4 separate regions of the Homo sapiens genome follow, and all the other regions are linked to region 3. Evidence: chromatin loops called from intact Hi-C (ENCODE). Cell type or tissue: sigmoid colon. All regions are shown on one strand.

Region 1 (5,000 bases), 48 kb after region 3:
GTGCTAGTTAACAATAGTGTACTATTTGCACATGTAAAAATTTATGAGGGTAGTTATCGTGTTATATGTTTTTTACCATCATAAAAAAGAATATATTGGTTCCTTCATGAGTTAATCTATGGCTTTTTCCTGATGAAACTCATTGTTCAATGCCACCGGCATACAAGTGTTCAAACTGACCATGTTGCTCAGTTCCTTGTAGTGGGCTTGAATAAAAACTTAGACTAAAAGATAAGCTTTAAAATACACATAATAAATTTACAAACTAAAAGCTTAAAAAATCTGAAATTTCAGAGTTTTTTTCTGGTTTCTGGAGAGGGTCATGAATGAAATATGAAACCATTTAGTATTTCCTTCTAATGCTAAAGTTTTGTCATAGCAACGATAAAGTAATTATTCTGTAGCAGCTAGAATTCTGCTTATGAGAAGAGTTGCTTTTGTTGAAAAAAATGTTTTGATAAGCCCACATGGGAGCTAAGCCTCATGGACCTTGGCATTGGGTGGTGATAAAACTTTGTAGAAAGAGAGAAGTTGCTCCGTGTAACTGAGAAAAAAGTATTGGAAACTCAAGGGAGAATCCGGAAGAAGATATGGAAAAGAGAGAAGGGGAAAGAGTGCAAATAAAATGATGGATTGCCATGTGTGACGCAACCCTTCCTAGAGCCTGCAAAATCTTTAGTAAAACCTACAAAAAATTATGCAGTACTCATTACATTCCTGTGGAGTCTGGTGAGTTCAGCTGCATTTTAAAACCCTGACAGGTTTATAAAATTATTATTTCTGAAATAAACCAGACATGTTATTCCTATCTTCTGCATAAAATACCAAATTAATGGGAAAATGATTATCTCAATGATATGGGATCATGGCTTTTATTTTATCCACATTAACCGGAAAAAATGAAGAAAGGTAAATATTTGTATCTAAACTGTATAGATTGTCTACCATAACTCAATTACAGTACACTGTTCGTTTCCTCAGGTTTTTGTATATGTGTATGTTTTTAAGTTGACCCGAATGCTAACTAACTTTTAGACCTTTTTATGCTTAAATGTTTCTTGATATTCAAAATGTCAAATTCATTTTCTTTTTCTGGACTATCAAAAAAACTTTACTTAGCAGCCATCTCCAGTTGTCAAGCTCAGATACCTCCCAGGGCAGGGAGTTCAAAGTCCAAAACCTCCGAGATGGGGCAGGTGGTAGGCAAAATGTAAAATAGATTGATGTTGGGAGTTTCCAGCTCACTTTTCCTCAACTCCCTCTTTTAAGGTTTCTGCCCAAGACATTTCTCAATCATCTAATGTAGCTTGATTCTAAACCTTAGAGAAGAAACTTGCCTTATTAAACCAATTCAAGCTGACAGATTTGATGGAAATAACTGAATTCTAAAGGAGATTACCAGACATGGGCAAGGCTAATCATAAAGAATGAATCATAAATAATAGAATTTCTACTACCAGGAGCAGGTAATGTGGGAAATATATGTTGAGTAGACATCACACAGGTGACTGTCTGGTCTCCCTATGCCTTAGTCTAATCTTGATCCTTTGGATACCCCTCGTGTTTCAGAAATAATAATAAAGGAAATATTCAGTTTTGAAGGGTCAGAATTCTCTAGAATAGACAGAGATACTTCCTCATCATCCTTTTATTTTGATTAATGGAAGAATAAACCAACCAACAGAGTTCAGCTTTCTTGGGTTTCATCAGTGGAGAGCAAACTCCTGTGTGTATCATGGATAACAAATTAGTTTGGTTCTATGATCAGCCTGCCAAGTAGGCAAAGCACCACAGTATCACAGAATATCTGAGCTGTTCCTGGAGAACAGAGGCTGTGTCTTTATAAATTCAGAAAATGATTTACCCCAGCAACACTCAATAACGTTTGCTGAACAGGTTATCTTAAGCATCATTTAGTAAAACTTACCCTGCAGTGCAGGAATGAATTTCTGCTACAACAAATAAAGATCTCTACTCAACTAAAAGTGTCATGAAAACAACGTTTTGCTCACCCTTGTCTGGCAAAATATCAGGCAAATAATAAGACCTAAAAACAACAACAATCCTAATGAATGAGTTTTTTAAATATACCAATTGTACAGAACAATGGACCAATGGTAATGAGATTAAATTGAATAAATACATATACACTATGACATATTTGTTGTACAGATTCTTTCATCACTCAGGTATTTTTCCTCATCCTCTCCCTCCTCCCACCCTCCACCTTCCAATAGGCCCCAGCGAGTGGTTGTTCCCCTCTATGTGTCCATGTGTTCTCATCATTTAGCTCCCACTTCTGAGAATATGCAATATTTGATTTTCTTTTCCTGTGTTAATTTGCCTCCAACTCCATTCATGTCCCTGCAAAGGACATGATCTCATTATTTTTAAGGCTGCCTAGTATTCTATGGTGTATGTACCACATTTTCTTTATCCAGTCTATCACTGATGGGCATTTAAGTTGATTCCATGTCTTGCTATTGTGAATAGTGCTGCAATGAACATATGTGTGCATGTGTCTTTATAATATAATAATTTGTATTCCTTTGGGTATATATCCAGGAATTGGATTGCTGGGTCAAATGATATTCCTGTCTTTAGGTCCTGGAGGAATTGCCACACTGTCTTCCACAATGGTTGAACTAATTTACACTCCCACCAGGCATCCTTTATTCCTTCATCCTTTTCCTGTATGGCTAGATTCCAACTTGATTCACTTTCCTATTCATTGTCTTCTGAAAAAGTCCCTTTTAGATCAGTGGCTTAAAACAGAATCTTGTTATCACAATGCCATCTGACCAGTACGATGGTAAAAATCTTTGCTGGCAGCAAACTTTGCTGCCAAATATCATATTTAGTCCATCCTCTCATTTCCCTTTAACTTTTATTGAGCACAGATGCAGAATGTACTATACTAAGTGCCATGATGTTTAATATTTTGGATTAAACAGAAAACAAGTCATTCTTACATTAGTAGAAAAGTTGTGTGAAGTTTCCTAAGACATAGCCATAGAAACAAATTCAACTAATAAAATGAGTTTACAATTACTCACTTACAATTACTTACACTTCCCCTTCTTGAGAAATTAAACACCGTTTTGGTTTCTGATTCTTTGTAGGTATGACCAATGTTTTGTTCCTTCTTTTTATTTGTCATTCCTTCTGGAAAATTGTAAGATCTGCTTTTCATTTCCAGTGCTCGGAAATTTCACAATAGGATTTGATATACATTTTTTATTTTCTGTTGTTATAATAGGCACTTGGCAAAACATTTAATAAAATTTTCTTATATATTTTATAATTTTCTTTATTTTATTTGCCTGTTTCTATAAGATCTTGATCCACTTAGACCGTTTGCCTGCTTTCTTCTTTTGTCCTTCACTTTCCATCTTCTGATTTTGGTTTGTTTGTCTTGTTGTTTTTTTGTGGTTATTTTGATGTCTTGGAAATGTACTGTATAGGTGTGCTAGGAGTATCATAACAAAATACCACAGAATGGCTATTTTTAAAAAGAGAAATGTATATTCTGGGAGTCCTGGAGTCTAGAAGTCCAACAGCATGGTGCCAGGAGAGCTGGTTTCTCTAAGTTCTCCTTTCTCCACTTGCAGATAGCTGCCCTCTTGCTGCCTCTTCATGATCATCCTTCTGTGAGGGACATACTTGATGTCTCTCTATAAGTATTAATCGCCTCTTCCTAAATGGATATCAGTTACATTCCAGTAGGACTTACCTTAAGAGCCATATTTTACCTTAAGTACCTCTTTAAAGCCCTATCCCCAAATACAGTCACATTCCCAATACTGGAGATTAAGACTTCAATATGGCCAGGTGTGGTGGCTCACGCCTGTAATTCCAGCACTTTGGGAGGCCCAGGCAGGTGGATCACGAGGTCAGGAGATCGAGACCATCCTGGCTAACAGGGTGAAACCCCGCCTCTACCAAAAATAAAAAAAATTAGCTGGGCATGGTGGCGGGCGTCTGTAGTCCCAGCTACTCGGGAGGCTGAGGCAGGAGAATGGCGTGAACCCGGCAGGCAGAGCTTGCAGTGAGCCAAGATCGCACCATTGCACTCCAGCCTGGTGACAGAGCAAGACTCCGCCTCAAAAAAAAAAAAAAAAAAAGACTTCAATATATGAATTTGAGGGGGGACACAAGTCAGTCTGTAACATTTACTCAACAACTGTATCAATGTTTTGGTTTAATGTTTAATTTCTACTGTCATCATTTTTATATTTGATGGTCTTTTTTATTCTCTTTTCATTTTTATAGTATCCTGTTCATGTCCATGGATTCATTATCTTCTCTCTCTGAGAATCTTAGTTTGTTTTTTTTTCCTACATTGTCTTTGCTTCCTCTGAGTTCATTTCATATTAAAGTGTTTTCTCAAATATCTAGACAGCTTTGGCTGTTCATTCATATAGAGTGACTTATTTAAGACCCTGAAAAGCTGATTAGAAGTTCTGTGAAAATAGGTAAGACTAGACAGTGAACTTCATTGTAGGAAGCTCAGGCTGTAAACTGGCTTATTTTGTTGGATCAAGGGAGAGGATCACATTATGACGAGTGATGAGAAGTGGGCTGTAACCGTGGAGCGCAAGGGTGAAAAATCATGGGAGATTTGCTTATAATGGTCCCCCGTATGATGGGCGCCCTCAAGTCTCAACAAATTCCACATGAAGAAAGGTTCAACAGCAATGGTGTGGGATGGCTTTCTCACATGGTTCAAAAAGATGACGAGCTTCAAAAGATGAGGAGCTAGCTTAAACTAGTATAAAACTCACAGCCCAGAATGAAAGTAGGAGGGGGAAGACTTGACTAGGCAGGAACACCACACGGCAGGCAGCATCATACTACAAGCTTTTTGTGCCACCCCATTCAAGCCATCATGTATGTATCACTGCCACTTAGGCACTACTCTCTGCTACTCTCATGCAGTGGCAACAAGGGGAGATGGAGGAAAGAGCTTGTTCTGCATTACAATTAGTATTTTTATCATC
Region 2 (5,000 bases), 77 kb before region 3:
AGAGCCATATTTCTCTTCTTTCAAAAGCAAATGGGAGAAATATCGCTGAATTCTTTTTCTCAGCAAGTAACATCCCTGGGAAAGAGAATACGTGCCTGGGGGTGGGTCTCTAAACAGCCCCCCCTGGGCGTGGCCGTCTTTTATGGTTGAGGCTGTAGGGGTGAAATAGACCCCAGTCTCCCATAGTGCTCCCAGGCTTACTAGGAAGAGGAAATTCCCACCTAATAATTTTGGTCAGACCGGTTGCTCTCAAAACTCTGTCTCCTGATAAGATGTTATCAATGACAATGGTGCCCGAAACTTCATTAGCAATTTTAATTTCACCCCAGTCCTGTGTTCCTGTGATCTTGCCCTGCCTCCACTTGCCTTGTGATATTCTATTACCTTGTAAAGTACTTGATGTCTGTGACCACACCTATTCACCCACTCCCTCTCCTTTTGAAAATCCCTAATAAAAACTTGCTGGTTTTTGCAGCTTGTGGGGCATCGTGGAACCTACCGACATGTGATGTCTCCCCCTGATGCCCAGCTTTAAAATAAATCTCTTTTGTACTCTGTCCCTTTATTTCTCAAGCCGGCCAACACTTAGGGAAAATAGGAAAGAACCTACCTGAATATCGGGGCAGGTTCCCCGACACTATGAGCCTAACAAGCTCAGGAGACATAGCAGATTAAATCAAGAGAGAATATTAAAAATAGAGAAAGGATGTCTAAACAAGAAAGAGCCAAGGAGGTAGGACAGGTGAGAAGAGAAAGAGTGGGGGAAACAGAGTGAAGAATGAGGAGATCCACAATGAAGAAAGCTCATGGATGATAAGACCAGATCAGTCTGTTCTTCTGGGATGCTATTAAATAAAGTAAAATATAAATAAGATTATAGTTAAAAATTATTTGCATATTTTTCTTCTTCAACTTAAAGTTAAGGACAGGACACAGTGGTTCATGTCTGCAATCCCAGCACTTTGGGAGGTTGAGGCAGGAGAATTGCTTGAGGCCAGGAGTTTGAGACAAGCCTGGGAAATACAGTGAGATCCCATCTCTACAAAAAAATTCAAACATTAGCTAGGTGTGGTGATGCACGCCTTTAGTTATAGTTACTCAGTAGGCTGAGACAGGAGGATTGCATGAGCCCAAAGGTTCAGGCTGCAGTGAGCTATGATCATGCCACTGCACTCCAGCCTGAGCAACAGAGCAATACCTCTAAAAAATAAGAAATAAGTAATAAAATATAAGGTTAAAGAATTAAGACAACAAAGTCAAACAGATGACTAAAGATATGGTATAAACATAGAGCAGGCAATGTCAAATACAACTTTTGCTGGTAAACTGAAGAAATCAGCAATAGGGTATCAGAATTTGGGGATGAAGTTTACAGGGAATGAAAGAAAAATCCGCAAAAACATCCTGGCCAATCTAAGAAAAAAAATCTATGCCCTTCTGGCTTAGAATCAGGATCTGAAGATCCTTCACATGGGCAAAAATGTCTCCTGTCACTGAGCCATCACTCTGAATTGCGCAGTTTTTCCTCAGAAATTGTTTTGGCAAGATGGAAAAGAAATTGTGGGCTAAAAACCAGCCATGGAATGCTCAGAACTGAATTTATTCTGAGAATTTATTGCTTTTTGAAATGCATTTGTCTGGAAACATTTTGAAGCAAGCTGCCTGGAAACTGGGAGTTAAGCAGATGCTCCCCACCCACCCCGACATCCCTAATTGCCCAGGAAAGCCTATCCACCTCCTTCTGGGAATGAAGCAAACTTAAACATGTCTGAAATACACTAAAAGCCAAGACTTCACCACAGTGCGATATATGCATGTAACAAAATTGCACTTGTGGGAGAGGGGTGGAAAGCTCCAATGATCCTATGTCCTGTAAGGACACCAAGTTAACAACTATGTACACACACACACACACACACACACACACACACAAATCACCTTTATAAGAACCAAAAATCAGGTGAGCCCTCACAGCACCTAGTTTTAACTTCATATCCCTGAAAGAGACACTGAAGAGGGTAGGAAAGACTCCTGAGTCACAGATGCCACCCCTCCCCCATCTGCTAGCAACATCTGCATGGTGTGAAGAAAGAATCTGTGCATTTGGAAGAGTTTAAGCACAACAATCGTGAGACTTTGCATTGAACTCAATCGTGCCCTGTCACAGCAGAAAGCAAAACCAGGCTGAACTCAGCTGATGCCCACTCATGGAAGGAACATTTAAACCAGCCCTAGCCAGAAGGGAATTACCCATCCCAGCAATTAGAACTTGACTTCTGGCAAGCCTCACTACTTCGGGCTAAAGTACTCTGGGGCTCTAAATAAACTTGAAAGGCAGTCTAGGACACAAGTACTACAACTCCTAGGCAAGTTCTAGTGCTAAACTGGGCTCAGAGCCAGTGAATTTGGCGAGCACATGACCTAGTGAGACATCAGCTGGGCTGGCTAAAGTAGTGCTTGTGTGACTCCTTCCCCAACCCCAGGCTGCACAGTTCATGGCTCCAAAAAACACCCCTTCCTTTCACTTCAGGAGAGGGGAGAGAGTAAAGAGAACTTTGTCTTGCACCTTGGATACCAGCTCAGTCACAACAGGATAAAGAACCAGTCAGAGTCATGAGGCCTCCTTTCCAGACCCTAGTTCTCAGATGGCATTTCTAGACATACCCAGGGCCATAAAGGAACCAGCAGCATTAAACAAAAAGACCAAGTCCCAGCACAATCCATCACCTGCTAACTGAAGAGCCCCTGGGCCCTGAATAACCAGAAGTAATACCCAGATAGTACCTGATGGGCCTTGGGTAAGACTCTGAGACTCGCTGGCTTTAGGTGAGACTCCGCACATTCCCAGTTGTGGTGGTTACAGGAAGAGACTCCTGCTTGAGAAAAGCAGACAGAAAAGTAAAGGTTACTTTGTCTCATACCTTAAGTGCCAGCTTGGCCACAGGGGGTAGAGCACCAAATGGGCTCTTGGGGTCCACAATTCTAGGCTGTGGCTCTTGGATGGCATTTCTGGACCTGCTCTGGGCCACAGAGAAGGCCAATCCCTTGAAGGGTGAGTCCCAGGGAAAGCAGCATTCAGCACAAGCTGACTAAAGAGCCTTTGGGCCTCAAGGGAACATCAGCAGTAGCCTGGCAATACTCCTCATGGGTCTGTGGCGGCAGTGGCCATGGGGTGAGGATTCTCTGTTTGTAGAAAGAGGAAGGAGGAGTGGGAAGGACTGCATCTTGTGGTTTGAGTACCAGCTCTGCTACAGTACACTAGAACACCAAGTAGACTTCCATGGTTTTTAACTCCAGTCCCTGGCTCCCAGATGGCACCTCTGGACCTGACAAGGGGCATAGGGGAACTCTCTGCCCTGAAGGAAAGTACACAAGGCTGGATGGCTTCATCACCTGCTGATTATAGAGCCCTAGGACATTGAGCGAACATAGGCAGTAGCCAGGTAGTGGTTACAGTGGGCCTTGGGTGAGACCCAGTGCTGTGCTGGCTTCAGGTCTGATCCACTGCAATCCCAGTGGTGGAGGTCACAGGGATGCTTGTATCACCTCACCACCACCCACTCAAAGCAGCTCAGAACAGAGAGAGAGAGAGACTCTGTTCGTTTGGGAGAAAGTAAAAGAGAAAAACAGTCTCTGCCTGGTAATCCAGAGATCTCTTCCAGATCTTATCCAAGACTATCAAGGCAGCACATCTATGAGTCTGCAAAAATCACAGTGTTAGTGGGCACAGGCCCCCAATGCATATATGGCTGAAACCACAACACCCAAGTCCTTTCAAATACCTGCAAAGCCTTCCCAAGGAGGATGATTACAAACAAGTCCAGACTGCAAAGACTGTAATACATACATAATTTTTCAATGCCTAGTCACAGATGAATATCCACAAGCAACAAGACCATCCAGGAAAACATGGCCTCACCAAATGAGCTAAATAAGTCACCAGGCACCAACCCTGGAGAAACAAAAATATGTTACCCTTCAGGCAAAGAACTCAAAATAAGTTCTGAGGAAATTCAAGATCATACAGAGAAGAAATTTAGAATTCTATCAAATAAATTTAACAAAGAGATTGAAATAATTAAAAAGAATCAAGCAGAAATTTTGGAGTTGAAAAATGCAATTGACATACTGAAGAATGCATCAGAGTGTTTCAATGGCAGAATTGATCAAACAGAAAAAAGAATTAGTGAGCCTGAAGGCAGGCTATTTGAAAATACACAGAGTAGACAAAAGAAAAAAGAATTAAAAAAAAATAAAGCATGCCTACAGGGTCTAGAAAATAGCCTCAAAGGGACAAATCTAAGAGTTATTAAGAGGAGGTAGAGAAAGAGATAAGGGTAGAAAGTTTATCCAAAGGGATAATAACAGAGAGCTTCTCAAACATAGAGAAAGATATCAATCAAAGGAAAGTTATTAAGCACCAAGCAGATTTAACCCAAAGAAGACTACCTCAAGGCATTTAATAAACTCCCAAAGATCAAGGATAAAGAAGGGATCCTAAAAGCAGCAAGAGAAAAGATACAAATAACATACAATAGAGCTCCAGCACATCTGGCAGCAGACTTTTCAGTGGAAACCTTACAGGCCAGGAGAGAGTGGCATGATATATTTAAGATGTTGAAGGAAGATACTCTTACCCTAAAATAGTGTATCTGGCAAAAATATCCTTCAAAGATGAAGGAGAAATAAAGAATTTCCTACGCACAAAAAAAAGCTGAGAGATTACATCACTCAGACCTGTCTTGCAAGAAATGCAATCAGAAGGAAAAAGGTGTTAATAAGCAATAAGAAATTATTTGGAGATACAAATCTCACTGGTAATAGTATGCACACAGAAAAACAGAATATTACAAAATTGTAATTGGTGAGTAAACCCTTCATCTTAAATAGAAGGACTAAACAATGAACCAAGGAAAAATAGTAACTAAAACAACTTTTCAAGACATAGTACAATGCTACAATAAGATGCAAATGGAAACAACAAAAGGTTAAAAAGTACA
Region 3 (5,000 bases):
ATAGAGGGAAGGCTATGATTTGTGGAACTGGTGGTGTCTCATGGGATGGTACTGGGAGTTCTGGAATGGGCCTGCTGTGGGATTCAGACATGCCTTATTGTTTAGGAAACTGAAGAATAGGTTGCATAGAAGCCCATTTCTTGTGTGCCTGAGCAGCCTCTAAGGAGAAAACTCAGGTCTGAGAAGGAGCCATGCATACTGAGTTTGGCTAATAACAAAAGATTAAGTTTTAGTGGGAGATGGACAGGGAAGTATGAGCCCAAAATGGGGGCTGTTACTCTGATATATCTCCAGTTGTACTCATAATTGGGTCCTAGAGAGAAGAGAAAGGCTGTAAGTAAAAATCTGAAAAGGAGGCTTAAAACTCAGCAAGACCTTAGTACAGCTTTGAGGTCTTGCTCCCAGAGTGTAGCACAGCAGAAAAATGGAGTCCTCCTTTTTGCTACAACCCACCCCACAGCAGGGCTTTACAAGGTTTCCAGGATCCATCAGTGCCTAAGGACATAGAAGGATCGAGCAGTGGTGCCCCACAATAGTTAAGTGGTTTGTGATGGCATGTGAGACCATCTCTGTTGGCAAAAATTCTTCAGGGGCACATTACAAGAAATTGAGGTTCTGTGAAAACAGGAGAGGCCAGAGTCAGTGTAACTGGTGTTGTTCACACTGTAATGAGACAATATCATGTTGTTGTTGATCATGTGAACTTGATAATTAAACCTGGATTCAAATTCAGGTTCCACACTAACTGGTTATGTGACCTTGTGCAAATGATTTACTAACATCTCCGGATCTGTTTTCTCATCTGCAAAATAGGGATAATCACGAGACCTAATTTAGAGCTGTTGTGAGGATTAAATAAGTAAAGAGCTTGAAAGAGTTCCTGGCATATAAGAAATGCTCAACAAGTGTTCGATATTTGTTATTGTTTGTTTTGCTTTGTTTCGTTTACTAATATGGGTACCTATGTGTACCTACTGACAGGTGATACCTAAGAAAATATGTGAAAGAAATAATTTCTTCATCGACAACAAAAGAACTTTTTACCACCAACAATAAGACTTGAGGGACTTCTACTGGGCTCATTGATTTATTTTTCTTTTAACTTTTTAGTTTTAGAGGTACATGTGCAGGTTTGTTATATAGGTAAACTTACGTCACACGGGTTTGTTGTACAGATTATTTTATGACACAATAGTCATTTTTTTTCTGCTCCTCTCCCTCCTCCCACCCTTTACCCTCAAGGAGACCTCAACGCCTATTGTTCTCTTCTTTGTGTCCCTGAGTTCTTATCATTCAGCTCCCACTTATAAGTGAGAACATTTGGTTTTCTGTTCCTGCATTGGTTTGCTAAGGACGATAGACTCCAGCTCCATCCATGTTCCTGCAACAGACATGATCTCATTCTTTTTTTATGGCTGAATAGTATTTCATGGTGTACATGTACCACATTTTATTTATCCAGTCTGTCACTGATGGACATTTAGATTGATTCCATGTCTCTGCTATTGTGAATAGTGCTGCAGTGAACATTTGCATGCATGTGTCTTTACGGTAGAATAATTTATATTCCTCTGGGTATATACCCAGAAATGGGATTGCTGGGTGAAATGGTAGTTCTGTTTTTAGCTCTCTGAAGAATCAATATGCTGCTTGCCGCCATGGTTGAGCTCCCACCAATGAATCTCCTATTTTCTCTCATAATCTTTCACTTGGATTACTATAATGCCCACCTGAGTGCACCTGGCTTCAATTCCACCCTCCATGTTACTCTTGGTATAAATTACAACCACAGTTATCTAGAGCCCTAGTTTTCTCAAGGAACAGGTGAATTTCCTTTTCATCTTATAGCAGAAAGTGGAGGGGCTACTCATTGATTTACAAATTTAAAAGTCCTGACTTGCTCAGTGTGACCCTGGAAAAAAGCACAAACAGCTCATATCTCTTAACACCCTACACTTGATCTTCCCAAGTTCAGTGTTTTTCATGTCCCTGCATCTCTCTGGATAACCTTATGAAACCCAACAAGGAACCAACTCAAGATGAGTAATGGTGTAGTGACTCAGAAAAGAACAAGATGTCTCTGAGTGAAAGAAAACAGTGTGCTCCAACAGCAGGAAACCAGGAGCAGTAATCAACAGGAGAGCCAAAACGCAGTCTTGAAGCAGCACAGCTGCCAACTGCTAAAAATTTCCTCAGGTTGCAAACGAATTAAAATAGTAACTGTGCTCTGGGTAAACTCCAGTGTCTAAAATATGTTGTCTTCCCCAGTCTCCTTAAGTAAGGTTACCTTTTGAGGCATGCTCTTTAAACATCTCTTTGGAACAGGAAGTTCCCAAGCTTCTATTTTGCTGTATGAAGCAAAATAGAATCTACCCACTGAGGAAGGATCTGTCAATTCACTTTTTATTTTTAGCTCTTGGGATGTAGTTGTGGTATATACTGCTAGCTTCCAAACCAATATCCTTCTTTTCTTTTTATTTTATTAACAGAGTCCACATTTCAGAGGGCACAGTAATGTTTACAGATAAAACTTATGTTACCCAGGTTTCCTTACATATAGCAGTAGCCACATGACATAGAGTTCCGGTTCAGAAAATATGAGCAGAAGTCATTGAGTAGGGCTTCTGGAAAAATTCTTAAAAGACTCAGCTAGCACACACCTTTTTTTTCTCCTTTTTCCTTTATCCTGTCTGAGATACAGGTAGAAGGGCTAGAAATGTAGCTGTAGCCATCATCTTGCAAACATAAAGGCAAGAGAATCATAAAGACCTTGGCCCAAAGAGCATCAAGCTGCTGAACTAATGCCAGCAAAGACTTACCTCTAGACTTCTTGTTATAATAGAAAATAAATCAAAATTTGATTAATTACTAATATTTGTGTCTGCTATAACATGTACCTGATTTTATTTTATTTTATTTTTTTATTATTATTATACTTTAAGTTTTAGGGTACATGTGCACAATGTGCAGGTTAGTTACATATGTATACATGTGCCATGCTGGTATGCTGCACCCATTAACTCGTCATTTAGCACTAGGTATATCTCCGAATGCTATCCCTCCCCACTCCCCCCACCCCACAACAGTCCCCAGAGTGTGATGTTCCCCTTCCTGTATCCATATGTTCTCATTGTTCAATTCCCATCTATGAGTGAGAGTATGCGGTGTTTGGTTTTTTGTCCTTGCGATAGTTTACTGAGAATGATGATTTCTAATTTCATCCATGTCCCTACAAAGGACATGAACTCATCATTTTTTATGGCTGCATAGTATTCCATGGTGTATAGGTGCCACATTTTCTTAATCCAGTCTATCATTGTTGGACATTTGGGTTGGTTCCAAGTCTTTGCTATTGTGAATATTGCTGCAATAAACATACATGTGCATGTGTCTTTATAGCAGCATGATTTATAGTCCTTTGGGTATACACTCAGTAATGGGATGGCTGGGTCAAATGGTATTTCTAGTTCTAGATCCCTGAGGAATCGCCACACTGACTTCCACAATGGTTGAACTAGTTTACAGTCCCACCAACAATGTAAAAGTGTTCCTATTTCTCCACATCCTCTCCAGCACCTGTTGTTTCCTGACTTTTTAATGATTGCCATTCTAACTGGTGTGAGATGGTATCTCATTGTGGTTTTGATTTACATTTCTCTGATGGCCAGTGATGGTTAGCATTTTTTTCATGTGTTTTTTGGCTGCATAAATGTCTTCTTTTGAGAAGTGTCTGTTCTTGTCCTTTGCCCACTTTTTGATGGGGTTGTTTGTTTTTTTCTTGTAAATTTGTTTGAGTTCATTGTAGATTCTGGATATTAGCCCTTTGTCAGATGAGTAGGCTGCGAAAATTTTCTCCCATTTTGTAGGTTACCTGTTCACTCTGATGGTAGTTTCTTTTGCTGTGCAAAAGTTTAGTTTAATTAGATCCCATTTGTCAATTTTGGCTTTTGTTGCCATTGCTTTTGGTGTTTTAGACATGAAGTCCTTTCCTATGCCTATGTCCTGAATGGTAATGCCTAGGTTTTCTTCTAGGGTTTTTATGGTTTTAGGTCTAACGTTTAAGTCTTTAATCCATCTTGAATTAATTTTTGTATAAGATGTAAGAAAGGGATCCAGTTTCAGCTTTCTACATATGGCTAGCCAGTTTTCCCAGCACCATTTATCAAATAGGGAATCCTTTCTCCATTGCTTGTTTTTCTCAGGTTTGTCAAAGATCAGATAGTTGTAGATATGCGGTGTTATTTCTGAGGGCTCTGTTCTGTTCCATTGATCTATATCTCTGTTTTGGTAACAGTACCATGCTGTTTTGGTTATTGTAGCCTTGTAGTAGAGTTTGAAGTCAGGTAGCGTGATGCCTCCAGCTTTGTTCTTTTGGCTTAGGATTGACTTGGCGGTGCAGGCTCTTTTTTTGTTCCATATGAACTTTAAAGTAGTTTTTTCCAATTCTGTGAAGAAAGTCATTGGTAGCTTGATGGGGATGGCATTGAATCTATAAATTACCTTGGGAAGTATGGCCATTTTCACGATATTGATTCTTCCTACCCATGAGCATGGAATGTTCTTCCATTTGTTTGTATCCTCTTTTATTTCATTGAGCAGTGGTTTGTAGTTCTCCTTGAAGAGGTCCTTCACATCCCTTGTAAGTTGGATTCCTAGGTATTTTGTTCTCTTTGAAGCGATTGTGCATGGGAGTTCACTCATGATTTGGCTCTCTGTTTGTCTGTTATTGGTGTATAAGAATGTTTGTGATTTTTGTACATTGATTTTGTATCCTGAGACTTTGCTGAAGTTGCTTATCAGCTTAAGGAGATTTTGGACTGAGACAATGGGGTTTTCTAGATATACAATCATGTCATCTACAAACAGGGAGAATTTGACTTCCTCTTTTCCTAATTGAATACCCTTTATTTCCTTCTCCTACCTAATTGCCCTGGCCAGAACTTCCAACACTTTGTTGAATAGGAGTGGTGAGAGAGGGCATCCCTGTCTTGTGCCAGTTT
Region 4 (5,000 bases), 300 kb after region 3:
ACACAGTGAGCTATGATCATGCCACCATGCCACTGCACTCCAGCTTGGGTGGGAGAGCAAAACTCTGTCTCAAAAAAAAAGCAAAACTTTGGGAGGCTGAGGCAGATGGATCACTTGAGGTCAGGAGTTCAAGACTAGCCTGGCAAACATGGTGAAACTCCACTCTACTAAAAATACAAAAATTAGTTGGGCGTGGTGGCATGTGCCTGTAGTCCCAGCTACTCAGGAGGTTGAGGCATGAGAATCACTTAAACTCGGAAGGCGGAGTTTGCAGTGAGCCAAGAAGGGGCTACTGCACTCCAACCATGGGCGACAGAGGGAGATTCTGTATCAAAAAAAAAGAAAGGAGAGAGAGAGGAAAAAGAAAAAGAGGAGAAGGAGGAGAAGAAGGAGAAGGAGAAAAAGGAGGAGGAGGAGAAAAGAGAAAAGAAAAGAAACTAAAAACGTTGTTCCCCCTCTGGAAACCAGTACTTTTAAAATCCATGAAAAATGAGGATGTAGACACAAAGCAAGACACAAAAAGACAACAAACCACAGAAAAATCTTTTGACCTCAGTTGAATAAGTACATCCAGAGCATTTACAATGACATGTCTCAACCTTTCTTTCAGTATTAGACCCCACTACAGGGTCTTTTTAGACATCTTTTTCCTAATCATCCCCTGATGAAAGTTTAATATCACAGATATACTGTATATCTATTATGTACTATGGCCCTTTGGGGGCCACAAACTATTGTAATAGCTAAGATTTTTCCCTGAAGAACCTATTTTTGCCCTCTTGGAGATAATATCACCCTCTCTAAGAACGCATGATTTACAGTATTAGACCCTCTACAGATTCACAGTACTAGGCTGTCTAGCAAACTTGACTGAAACAATCAGAGGAATGGGGATGCACATAAACTACTCAATGCTAAAACATATCCAAAAGTCTTCTACCAATATTAAAAGTGCCTGCATGTTGCTAAATATCTGAACAAACAGTGAAAAAATCATTTTTAATGTCTCCAAATATCTGGAGGTTGGCATTTTATAGATATAACATCTAGGTAATTAACAGTATTTTGATAAGTTTAATTCAGATATTTGGTATCATGTATAGAGAATGTAGCATTGTGATTATTGTTTAATATAACCATGACAGAATTCACCATTTGTCGTGGTTATATTTCCCATTCTATCAAAAAGACACATGCACCTGTATGTTCACTGCAGCACTTACTTACAATAGCAAAGACATGGAATCAACCTAGATGCCCATCAACAGTGGACTAGATAAAGGAAATGTGGTACGTATACACTGTGGAAATCTACACAGCCATAAAAAAGAATAGAATCATGTCCTTTGCAGCAACATGGATGCAGCTGGAGGCCATTATCCCAAGTGAATTAACACAGGAACAGAAAACCAAATACCACATGTTCTCATTTTTAAGTGGGAGCTAAACATTGGATACTCAAGGACATAAAGATGGCAACAAAGACACTGAGGACTGCTAGATGGGGGAGAGAGGGAGGAAAGCAAGGGCTGAAAAATAACTATGATCAGTACCTGGGTGATGGGATCAGTTGTACCCCAAACCTCAACATCACGCAATACACCCAGGTAACAAACCTATACATGCACCCCCTGAATCTAAAATAAAAGTTGAAGTTACAAAAATAAATAAATAAAATAAAGCTAATTACAGCTACCTAAAAAATGCTGTAGGGCTAAATGAGATCTTGCTGGTAAGCTCCCAAAACAAGTGTTTAATAAGTGTTAATTCCCAATCCACTAACTCCATCAGCGGCAGTAAATATTTTCATTCCCTACGGTTGAAAGGAAGGTATTTTACTTCACAGACAATCCCAAATTAAAGGAACAGAAAGTGCTTTAATCAGAAACCACATATGCTAGTTTTAAGGAGCCTCTTCACCAAAACTGAGAGGGGGCATGATGCTCTCCAAGCCTGTTAAAGATTACATAACCCTGAAACTGTCAGTAAGCAGAGAGCTGAATTCCCCTCTTAGATGTATTCATATGTCCTCTTGCTATGGAAAATAGCAGAAATTCAACAAATTGGTTTAAAAAAATACTACTAAACCACACACACACACACACACACAAAAAATCTTAGTTCTCATGAAATCACAGTAAAATGCCTATAAATAAAATTCATAGTAATTTTGTAGCAACTTCAAAAAAATGTCTAATTTAAGAGAAAAATCTTAGAAAAATCCCACTGCCCTTTTTGACATCAGCCAGAAGCTAGGTAACACCTGGATGCTACTTGTTTAGAAATATCAGCCCTTCTCACCCTCGAGAGTTCAGCATCAGGCCAAGAAAGCCAAAAGGTGAAGTTCAGCCAGGGCCCTCGAGATCTTCCTGTTAACCTGGGAGAAAAAAATCAAGAGGCCTCCAGATCAGTGTCAGCTATGAGCCAAAAGAAAATGGTGTTTTCAGGAGCAATTCATTATTGGTCTCAGAACAATTAGAAAATCTTTCCCCTCAGTAATGCTTTCCATGGCTCTGTAGCTTCTGAAAGGGTTTGTTTTGCTCTCTGAGAGCTTTCTTGTCTTGTCTGTTACAGGACAAGAAAGAGAAGGGTTTGCCTCCTCTTCCTCAGTGAGGAAAAGTCTGTATCTGAACAGCTGGATTATGCTGACCTCGGTCATCACCTCCACACTGGAGAGGATGCTGCCAAATGTTTCCGTCATCTGCACTGTGCACTGATGTCATGTGCTAACTCCTCTCAGACTGACTCTGCCACCGCAGTGCTCCACGCCTGTACCCTGCCCAACTGTGTCTTTGGCCTCAGCAGGATGATGTTAGAAAGACGGTGGAGAGGGGTGGTGGACCATACACCGTATTCTGAGGCCAAATAAATAAACAGGCAGGGTTATCTGCCTGTTTAGATGATCTGTGTGGCTGATGCCCTGCTCCATCAGGGATTATGCGGGGTGGTGAATGAGACTAGGATAAACTTTTCTCTCCTTTTATTGTCTAAACAACCTACTGTCTAACAGAAGCAAAAAAATATTCCACCCAGCCAGATATTTCTTTAGATGTCAGATTTAAATAGAGGAAATATATATTACCAAATGCTTAAAATTTACGTAACTGTCATCCTCTTTGGGACAGCACCTTCAGCCACTGCAGCGAATTCACTAATCCCAATGAAGAGAATCTCTAATCCATTCTATTTAGAAATGTGCTTTTATTCAAACAAAACCCCTTAACATATACAGATTATCATGAATCTGGGGGTCCAGCCAAATCATCAAATTTCAGGTTTTCCTCATTCATAAAATGGCCATTCATACATTTTAATTTTACAGCTGTAAGAATGAATGAGGGCATGCTATAAAGTATTTCAATTTACTCTGATATATTTTCCCATATAGTTTCATGCCTACGGTTGGTGGGAAAGTACTCCTCTAAACCCACACATCAAATCTCCTGGGAGACTTCTGCCTCGGGATATCATAGTTCTAGGTCACTGACAGAAGATAGTGTTACATTAGATTTATGATACTTCATCACCCATTCTATCGATCTCCTCCATTAGTATCTCAGTCCTTCCTGGGCCTTTAAAGCAAACAGACATGATTCTTGCTATTACTAAACTACAAAAACATCCCAGATTTTCTTTCTCCAAAAAACTATCCCCCAATATTTTGCCCCAAAGCAAGTATGGCTACTCAAACATAGGAGAGTGACTCCAAAGTTAAGAATCTGACTATGGGAATAGGAAAGAAAAAGAAAAAAAAAATCTTACCATTTAAGATATTTTAATAAAATATCAGATAATAAAAATATACCTTTGTGTTTGAAGAGTCAAGTCACACAAATACGTAAGAGCAAATCAATTGTTTCCAGCTGTAATCAGCGATAATAACCCAAGTACGTGACAGCATGAGAAAGACGATCAGTTTCCTTTTGAGGTTACATGATAAGCAGCAGCTAAGCAGCCTTTTTCTCTAAGAACTCGCCGTCTGACCTCGTGGCAAGAGGAGGCCAGCCCCTCTCACTGGCGCCCTTTATAGCGTTCGCTTTCAGTTCTCCACTCTAGTGAGGACGGGGGCGGGGGAAGCTAAGAGCCTGTTTTCTAAAATGCAGAATACGGTCATCCTCTCTTTCGAACCGGGTTGCGTGGGCACTGAGGAGGGCCAGAGGAGGCAGGGAGGGGGCAGCGAGGCCTAGATTTGTGGATTTTTTTTCTGCACACTGGAAATTCCCAGACCAAAAAGGTACCGACCCGAGTCCCGGACATTCCCCTCGAGGGCCGGCTCCAAGACCTGGACTGGAGCCGCAGGGAGGAATCAGAGGCAACATCTACAAACAAAACTTTTTCCTTAAAGACGTCCTTTTAAAATGTCCTAGTGAATCTCCTGATGGGCATTAGAGTTGCCTTCTCATTAGATTCACCTCATCTTATTTCGCTTTTTCTGTGTGGCCCCTAAACGTGAGGGTGCAGTGGGCGGGTGGAGGGAGTTACCTTTTACCATATAGCTTTTACAATACGGCAATCAAAAAGTAGTATCGCAATCATGTGCCTTCACTGACTAATTAAAGGACAAGAAATCTGTGACATAAATAAAGCAATGGTCCTGTAACATGAAGATCACTTTATTTTCAAGGAGTAAGGGGAATGGTAATGGGGTAGATTTAACAGCAAATGAACCACTGCACAAAACTGAAAGGATTTCTCCTATGACATTTAGTTTCACTTCTTTTCCATTTAGGACACTAGCTGCTGTAATCTCGGTACTACTTTTTTTTAAGTTATCTTCCCCAAGCAGTGTTACAATCCAGCTGGAATGGGCATTAGATATACACATCATTAGACTCTTAAAAAGAGGCCCGATGGCCTCTCATTTAACCAGAATATTAAAAAAGAAAATATATGTACACACATATAAATATATTTAAGTTCACACTTTTTTATTTTTTATTTATTTATTTATTTATTGAGACAGAGTTTCACTCTCGTTGCCCAGGCTAGAGTGCAATGGC

What was found. A loop is a pair of places that touch in the nucleus more often than their neighbours do. Peaks named below come from ENCODE experiments on the same cell type or tissue, not always from the same donor. Only the 100,000 strongest peaks of a DNase experiment are listed, where the experiment ranks them.
Region 1: it touches region 3 in a loop (2.4-fold over the local background); 3 of 110 quality-filtered maps call a loop at or near these places.
Region 2: it touches region 3 in a loop (5-fold over the local background); 3 of 110 quality-filtered maps call a loop at or near these places.
Region 4: a loop joins it to region 3, with 2.5 times the contacts of the local background. A loop is called at or near these places in 4 of 110 quality-filtered maps.

What each region holds. Positions count from the first base shown.
Region 1 is chr3:102,079,855-102,084,854 of GRCh38, reverse strand. No RefSeq gene overlaps it. Among named protein-coding and RNA genes, the nearest start is that of RDUR, 140 kb to the right of the region's middle. In sigmoid colon, no CTCF peak of the experiment used is centred here; no DNase peak of the experiment used is centred here; H3K27ac peaks cover 848 bases.
Region 2 is chr3:102,204,021-102,209,020 of GRCh38, reverse strand. No RefSeq gene overlaps it. Among named protein-coding and RNA genes, the nearest start is that of ZPLD1, 230 kb to the left of the region's middle. In sigmoid colon, no CTCF peak of the experiment used is centred here; DNase peaks (open chromatin) are centred at 2,070 and 2,400.
Region 3 is chr3:102,127,508-102,132,507 of GRCh38, reverse strand. No RefSeq gene overlaps it. Among named protein-coding and RNA genes, the nearest start is that of RDUR, 190 kb to the right of the region's middle. In sigmoid colon, no CTCF peak of the experiment used is centred here; DNase peaks (open chromatin) are centred at 6 and 2,157; H3K27ac peaks cover 616 bases.
Region 4 is chr3:101,826,990-101,831,989 of GRCh38, reverse strand. NXPE3 (neurexophilin and PC-esterase domain family member 3) reads right to left here. Exons shown (of 8, transcript NM_145037.4): 8 at 3,759-5,000. It also overlaps a transcript of NFKBIZ not described here. Among named protein-coding and RNA genes, the nearest start is that of NFKBIZ, 20 kb to the left of the region's middle. RefSeq lists enhancers at 2,444-2,503, 3,946-4,125, 4,276-4,325. In sigmoid colon, no CTCF peak of the experiment used is centred here; DNase peaks (open chromatin) are centred at 2,719 and 4,049; H3K4me3 peaks cover 3,820 bases; H3K27ac peaks cover 2,338 bases.